Regions from separate parts of the Homo sapiens genome. Here region 2 is linked to region 1. Evidence: chromatin contacts called from ENCODE Hi-C data. All regions are on one chromosome and are shown on one strand. The core of a region is the stretch at or near the end of the contact, and the rest is flanking DNA. Distances in the headings are between cores, read along the strand shown. Region 1 overlaps SPAG16 (sperm associated antigen 16). Region 2 has its middle 83 kb from the start of MREG.

Region 1 (3,817 bases), core at 1,283-3,782:
GTTTGTCTGCATTGCAAAGGAGTGATTTTGTAATTTCCAGAACTGTCATCCTTTGTTCCACTGTTGTCCTTCACCCAGTATGCTCTCTGGGGGGTTTTAGGAGATTGCACACCAGGAGCGCTGGGCACAATGGCACTGAAGTCTTGCAGTGCAGGAAGCCTCAGCAATCAATTCCCACGCTTTCCAGGTGGTGCTGTTTGGTTCCATTCACATTAACTTTTCAGCTTTCTATGTGAAGAAAGCCTCCAGATAGTGAAGAGGGAGGGAGAGCAATAAGACCAGTGATTACAAATCCATCACTTTCATTGTTCCAGAGCCAGTAGCAGAACACAGCTGATAGACAAAGCACTGGTTTTGTTCAATAATTAGGTTGTTTCTTAGAGGAGAATATGAAGCCTTTTCAATATTTTACTCTTTTTAGAAAATATGTATATTGTATCAAACATTGTGTAGCACACAATAGAAATGGAGGTTTTAATAGTAGTCCTTATTGTGAACATCAAATATTAAAGGCAGTTTTGATTAGATTTGGGGAAGAATCAGCTCTACTGCATGCATAAAGCCAAAATATGTGGGACACTGGTCCACCTGAGAAGCAAGGTAGATATTTCCCAAATTAAGGGTAATTCAGGAGAGGTATTACTATTGCGTACACTTATAAAATATACTCAAAATTTGGGCAAAGATAAGAAAAGGATTTTTAGGCATATGGGTATGTGTATGTCTTTCTGAAAAAAAAAAAACTAAAATTTTAAGAATGCTATCATAATGATATACAAGTAAAATAGTCTGGATGTGAATACATCCGGGTCTTTTCAAGATGGTCCTTGCCAGGATTTTGTTGAAATATTATTTTCATGCTATCAAACGTCCTAAGTAAATGTCATTGTGGTTTCTTTATTTACTTTTTGGGCCCCTACTTTCTCACCGTATTTCCACCAAGTCTGACACCATGTTAGCTGTAAGTGGGGCAAAGAGATATTATAAAACATTCTTCAGTGATTAGAGACATAAAAACTATAAAAAATAATGTGTTACTTTGTAAATAGAATTCAAATTAGAATTTAACCTTCAAAATATTTTTTTTTGGAAAGTGATGAGAAAACACTGCATCTATATGGAAGCCGTGCAGTATAACAGAAAATGTCCTGTTGTATAAGGATGGAACACAGAATTTATTTCCACAACTATCACTGGCTCCTAAGACATTAAAGCTAGTCACTTAATTTCTGGTGTCTATCAATCAGTTCTTAAAAATGGAAACAATGATGCAAATTCATAACAAGAGATCATACAAATATTGGGATGATAAATAATATGTGACTGTATTTTAGTTGCCCAGTATGCCATTTTGTGATTATTTTTCAGAAAGGATTCATTCCTGAAAGGGAATTACAGAAAATAAGCACTATTGGTGTGTACTGTATTATTAGATATTTTTACACAAACCATTATGTTGAACTCAGAATAAAAGGCATATTTTAACTGGACATAGAGCCTTGATTTGTTCTAATAAAACCCTAATTTGCCCAAGTTTTATCAGTAACCATGGTTCCCACATAGTACTCATGGAGGTGGCCATGGTTTTTATTTTCTAATAAGACTCACTGTGGTACAAGGTCTGACTCAGAGCTTTTCCTAGGAATATAAAAAGGATAAATAAAAATGTAAAAGAAAAATTATCAAACTGTCCCTTGATAACTAAATGGTTGATCATAAATTGGAGTGTCTATGCAAATGAAGTAAATAATTAAAATCTCCAAGAACAGCATTGACTAGGTGGTTGATGACTGGCAATTATAAAAGCTGAATTTTTAATATGCATACATCCAAGGAGCCAGTAAAAATTAGCTCCCAGACTAATGGACTTGCCTTTCTTCCGAAGCAGAATTTTAATGAGAGCATTATTTATAACGGAGAGCCCAAGAACCAGGGTATTCTTGCTTAGTCTCATTTTTTTTTCCCTGACACCTTATCCATTAAACTATGAACTTCTTTACAGAAGAATAATACTTTATTCCCTAAGAAGTAAAGGTCAAAATGACCTCAGAAATTCGTTGCATTATATATACTCTAAAGACATGCCACTTAGGACAAAAGAAATCATAAAGCCTGTGTTTCTAAATACCCAAGTTGTATATGCTTTTAAAATATATTTCATAAGATCAAATTACATTCCATATAGTTTTGCCCTTCCACAAATTTTCTGTGTGATTATTTCCTACATAAGATAAAATGCAAAATCTTTGAAGGACACTTAAATCTTTTTGCATATATTTTTATAAGGCTTGAGAATGGTTTTAATCATTCCGATACGTGTATATTGTTAAGCTGCTAATTTCTTTGAGGCCATTGAAAGGGTTTAATTTTTCCCTAGAAACACCATTTTGTTATTGGCAGTCTGTGTTATAAACATCACAGAGTTTAGGTTGCCACTTTCCTTTTTGATATTTCAACCGGAGCGATGTCTGGTTTTGCTTTCATGACTCTTTCCCCCACAGTTGTAACTAAGCAAGGACTGTTTGGCAGATAGCATCTAAGGAGATTTTATTGTCTGGGTGACAGCTCCCTTAAACTATGAGTCAGGCAAAAGCCTGGTCCAAGGATGAGTCAGAGAGTGGTTTACTCAGAGCTGCCTTAAACAGAAAGTCACTAGTTCCCATCCAATTCTATCCCTTCACCCTCATTCCAGTGCCAACCTAAAATCATATGACCAAGGGAGATGGGTGGTAAAAGCATTATCAGGAGGAACATGATAAATGAGGTCTCATTAGTCTAAGCTTGTTCCCTTCTGTCACCTTTTTTTTTGTTGTTTTTAAGCCCTCAGTATTTTAGAAACTTCTATATCTACTCATATATACTGAAGAACCTAAATTTTCTAAAAAAAATCATAGATTTTATTAAAAATCTCAGAATGTAGGTACCTTTCTAATGTCCAATATCAGATAGACAACAGACAAATGCTTAGGATAATTAGGTTCTTTATATCAACCAAGGCAAGGCCAGGAGCTTCTCACTGAGACTCTTTGTTCAATAAACTGGAGATTGTAACTTTGGTTAATAACATTGAATTGTGAGTATAGTTAAGTTTATTTTTATATGTGTTTTGGCAATTTTGTGTTTCTTCTCTTTTTTAATTGCCTATTTTTATCCTTTGCACATTTTCCTCTTGGGGAATTTTTTTTTTTTTCTGATTGGTTTGAAATACCTCTTTGTGCATTAAGACCATGAGTTTTTTCCTTGCAACAAGTATTTTTCAAGTTTGTTATTTGCCTTTTAATTTTTATACTTGTAATGCATAAGTATGTTTATGCTTCTGTGTGATCAAATATACCTATACTTTCCCTAATGTTTTATTTCTTATTTTTATATTTAGAAAAGATGCCCCTACTCTGATACCAGATGAATATTTACTTATCTTTTTCTGTAATTCTTGTTTGTTTACAACAAATGTAATTCATTTTGGCATATGGTATGGAGTAGATCTTTATTGTTTTCCAAATACTAAGCCAGTTGTCCAAAGGCTACTTATCAAATGTCATTCTTTCTCCACTGCTTTGAATTATGTGATTTATAACATAGATCTTCGTAGCTTTAATATATACAAAAGCAATTTTTTTTCTAGTCGGTTCCAGCCATTTATTTGTTTTACTCCAGTATTAGGAATATTTTACTATTTCTAGAAAACTGGAATATTTCCTCACCTAGTAAGTATTGTTTTTTGTCTTTTTAGCATCAAATGAGCTGATCATATAGATTCCCTCTTTTGATATATCAATATACTGATGTAATTAAGTCTATATTATATCAGTAGAGT
Region 2 (4,264 bases), core at 1,297-3,796, 1.9 Mb after region 1:
CTCTCTCTGCCACAGGAGGATCCAGCATAAAGATGGCGTCCTGCAAGAGCTCCCTCACTGAGCACTGAATCAGCCAGCCGCTTGATCACAGACTTCCAGACTCCAGAACTGTGAGAAATAAACGTCTGTTGTTTAAGCCACTCAGGCTGAAGCGAGTGTTGTGGCAGCCAAACAGACTAAGACAAACCCAAATGCCCATTAACTGATAAATGGATGCATAAAATGTTATAATATTGTATGCAATATTATTTCATAAAAATGAAGGAAATTATTCCACAATACAAAGGAATACAATTATGATTCATGCGACAATACGGTTGAATCTTCAAGACATTATACTAAGTGAAAGAAGTCAGGAACAAGGGTCCCATATAACCATAGGTTCCACTTACACAAACGTCCACAACACATAAATCTAGAAACAGAAACTACGTTAGTGGCTGCCTAGGGTTTAGGATGAGGAGGGTAGATGTGAAGAATGAAGGAGGTGTGACTGCAATAGGGTACAGTTTCTTTTAGGGTAATGAAAATATTCTAAAATTGATTGCAACTCTGTGGATATGCTGAAAACCATTGAATTATATACTTAAAATAGGTGAATTGCATAGTATGTGAATTATACCTCAATGAAGCTGTTACCAAAAAAACCCCCACAATATTCTACTTAGAATATTGTGCTTAGAAACAAAATAAGTTCTCCAATTGTTGGGGGTCTGGGGAGGAACTCATGGTGTTTCATCAAAATGATCCAAAATTGATTCTGTTCTGATCTAGCCTCTTCTCCCAGACATCCTTAACTCAGCAAATGGCCCCACACTCTGCCACAGCTAGAAAGCTATGAGTCATCCTTGATTTCTCCTCTTCCTGCACCATCCCCCAAATTCAAATGCATCAGCAACTCCTGTCCATTACCTCTCCAAAATACACCTCACACTTCACCCATTTATGCTCCTCCTCAATGCCACCAACCTAGTCCAAACCATCACCCTCTCTCAATTCTGACACATCTTGTTCCCATTCTTGCCATCCTCTGATCCATTCGCAATGCATGGCAAGTTATTGTTTCACAACATAAGTCAGCTCCTGGCTCTCCAAGGCAGACACCCTTCTCTGGTCGCACAAGGCAGGAACTGAAGATCCACCCTTCCTCGTGCCTCCAGCGCTCTGCTCATCATGACCCCCTAAGCTACTCCAGACATGCTCTGCTCCCTTTCGCCCTCAGCTATGCCAAAGCCTTTATCGCCTCCAGCCCTTTGCACTTGCTGTTCCCTCTGCCTGGGCCCCTCTTCCTTCACATCTTTGCATGACTGACTGGCTGTGACTCATCCTTTAAGGGTCCCAACTCAGACCTCTCTCAGAGAAGAGGCCCCTGACCACCCTGTGCAGAGGGGCCCCACTCAGTTCCACCTTATCTCATCCAGTGTTCCTGTTACAGCACTGCTTGCAAATTGTAGTTACCTTGTTTGTTTGTCTACTCTGTTCTCATCTGCCTTACCCACTAGAAACTGGATCCAATCTTTTCTTTTTATTCAAACACCTTCTATAAATATTTGCTTTTTGTTTTTGTTTTTGTTTGAGACAGGGTCTCACTCTGTTGCCCAAGATGGAGTGCAGTGGCGCGATCACTATGAAAAGATCAGGTCACAGGGATACAAAGACGACCAGGATTTGTAGTTGACCAGGATTTGGTGCTACCCTAAAAGAGGTCTTCTTTTCTGGGGGACAGGGACACAGTAATGTAAACGTGTATTTCAATGCAATATGATAAATGTTCTGAGTACTTTTGCTATTGAAGCACAGAGATAAAGCTCTCTCCAAGTCTGAGTCATATTTGTTCTGGAAGAATCAAGGAATTTTGAAGACAGAAAAATGAAGCAAGGGCTCTCCGGTTTTATTTGCAATGTTCTGTGTTTCCAAATCACTTTTAGTAATCTGCCTTTTGAGAGAGGCATCCCCTTTACCACCCTGCCTAAGAGGAAAATTAATTCGATAATTATTTAAAATTTGGTAGGTTTCAAAGGAATGGGTATTTGGAGCACACTTCACTAGTCTTTCCCCTTTTGTTTTAAAAATTTGCCAAAGTAAAAAGTTGCTTTAGAAAGTAGAAAACCAATAATGACACTAGCAACCTGGAATGCAGTAGAGGCAGCTATCCGGCATATCTCAGATTATAATATTCAAATACATGCCGAAGACAAACACAATTTGGCATGCTACAGAACTAGAGAAACAGGTAGGCCTGAGAGTTACTTGAATTTTTTCTGGGGCAGAAACTCAGAAATCCAAAAATGATCTTATTTACAAGCCTTTAGTCTGAGTTGACCTTTCTTCTTTAAAAGACATCGATGCCCTTTCGTTGTTTCATTTTCTGCCAATTTCCAAATGTTCTCCAAGAAAAAGACAACCTCTGAAATTCACCAAAAAATGAATAAATAAAAACCCTCTAAATCAATCACTAAATGAGGAAAAATAGACAGAACTTCGTTAATTGACTCAGGCTTTTAAAAATTGTCTCTCCTGATGGGGACTGAGGGATGAGATCTTGAAGCTCACAGAACACAGAGTGAGTCAACAGCGGCATCTAGTGTTCAATCAGAATCCTGCAAAGCCCCTCGTTGGAGATGGGAGGATCTGTGTGTTATTGTAAGAGGCAAATCAGTTACATTTATCCACTCGTGGAAATCATTGAGAAGCACTCACCCGAGTGTTTATGGTGCTGCTTCCATAGATGTTCACAGGAGAAGGACGCAGGTTGTCCTAATTCCAGAGAGACGGAACATCACACAGCCTTGGCATGCATCTCACCTGCATCTCAGCCTCATCTCAGCTTCCCCTCAGACTCAAACTCAAAGACAGGACTATGTGCCTGAGAGTCCCTGAAGGGCAGAAGCCCTCTAAGGTGGTTTATCAGCCTTCTCTGGAGTAAACGGAATAGATTGTGTTAATTGTTGGAAATAATCCTGCTTTTGCCTTAACTTTTTTCTGGACACCCTGAACTCTTCAGTGAATAGTGAATTCTGGGGAAACTATTTAATCGGCTACAATCTATAAATAAGGGGTGATTTTGGATCTGTGTATGCCAGTGATTTTCACCATTTTTCCCCAGCAATGAAATGATTTAAGGGAAAAACATGAGATATTTGGAATGACAATGTTACAAAGAATAGATACATATACATAATCTATAGCTGATCTCTTTAAAGGGGGGTTGGTGTAGAAAAACCAGACCTACAGGCACTCAGCCATCCAGAACTCCCACCCTTCCCTTGCCTCTCCTCACCCCACTCTCCTTGGCCCCCCACCCTATTGGCCCCAGCCCCGTGCCACTCCCAGCTGCTGAGGCTTATCTGCAGAGACCTAGGTCCTCCTAGAATAACAGAAGCCTTTTAAACTTGGATCTGTTTTCTTTAGGAGAAAAGTGACAGAAAGGCACCCAACAGACCTGGGCAAAGGATACAAGGTACATTAATACAGGTTAAGATGTAACCTAGCGGACACAGAGAGCTACAAAAAGGGGGAGGCTTAGCAGCATTTTGGCAGTTGGAAAGACAAGCTTCCCTTGTTTTCTATACCCACCAAGGTGCCCTGCCTTCATCCTCACCACTTTGCTGATGGCATTATGTCTTTGGCTGAGGATGCCATCAGATCCTTTGGGAAATTCTCCTTGCCATTCTGAGAGATTTTATACCCTCCTGAGCCCTCCCGGGGGCTGCCCACCTGTCTGCCCATAGATGCAAGTTACTGGTGACAGTGCCAGCAAAAATCTGAAGGTTTACTGAAAGGAGAGTCAGTGGGCAGTATCTTCCTAACACCATGTGCCTTGGAGCTTCCTCTATAATTATTCATTCATTCACTTCATTCACTGAGAAAGCATAATTGGGTATATTCCAAACTACCCCAACCAAAAGGCCAGCATTTGTTATGGTTGGAAACTACTTGTTTACCTAGATTATAAAAATAATAAGCCCGGGCACAGTGGCTCATGCCTGTAATCCCAGCACTTTGGGAGGCCGAGGCAGGTGGATCACCTGAGGTCAGGAGTTCACGACCAGCCTGGCCAACATGGTGAAACCCGTCTCTACTAAAAATACAAAAAATTAGCTGGGCATGGTGGTGAGCGCCTGTAATCCCAGCTACTCAGGAGGTGGAGGCAGGAGAAACACTCTAATCCGGGAGGCGGAGGAAGTTGCAGTGAGCCAAGATCGTGCCATTGCACTCCAGCTTGGGCAACAAGAGTGAAACTCCATCTCAAAATAATAGTAAT

The links. A loop is a pair of places that touch in the nucleus more often than their neighbours do. Pooled maps may share reads with other maps.
Region 2: a loop to region 1 is called in a map of PC-3, with 5 times the contacts of the local background. The contact joins two enhancer-like sites. A Hi-C loop is called at or near these places in 2 of 168 maps with a recorded cell type or tissue (HCT116 and PC-3) and 1 of 50 pooled maps.

What each region holds. Positions count from the first base shown.
Region 1 is chr2:214,066,904-214,070,720 of GRCh38, forward strand. All of the region lies in intron 13 of SPAG16 (sperm associated antigen 16), which reads left to right. Among named protein-coding and RNA genes, the nearest start is that of MIR4438, 310 kb to the left of the region's middle. Within about 2 kb of position 2,533, at least 2 of the 41 ENCODE cell types and tissues checked have a DNase peak (open chromatin) inside an H3K27ac peak, as active enhancers do; they include PC-3, where a contact is called at or near this core.
Region 2 is chr2:215,928,870-215,933,133 of GRCh38, forward strand. No RefSeq gene overlaps it. Among named protein-coding and RNA genes, the nearest start is that of MREG, 83 kb to the right of the region's middle. Within about 2 kb of position 2,547, at least 2 of the 41 ENCODE cell types and tissues checked have a DNase peak (open chromatin) inside an H3K27ac peak, as active enhancers do; they include PC-3, where a contact is called at or near this core.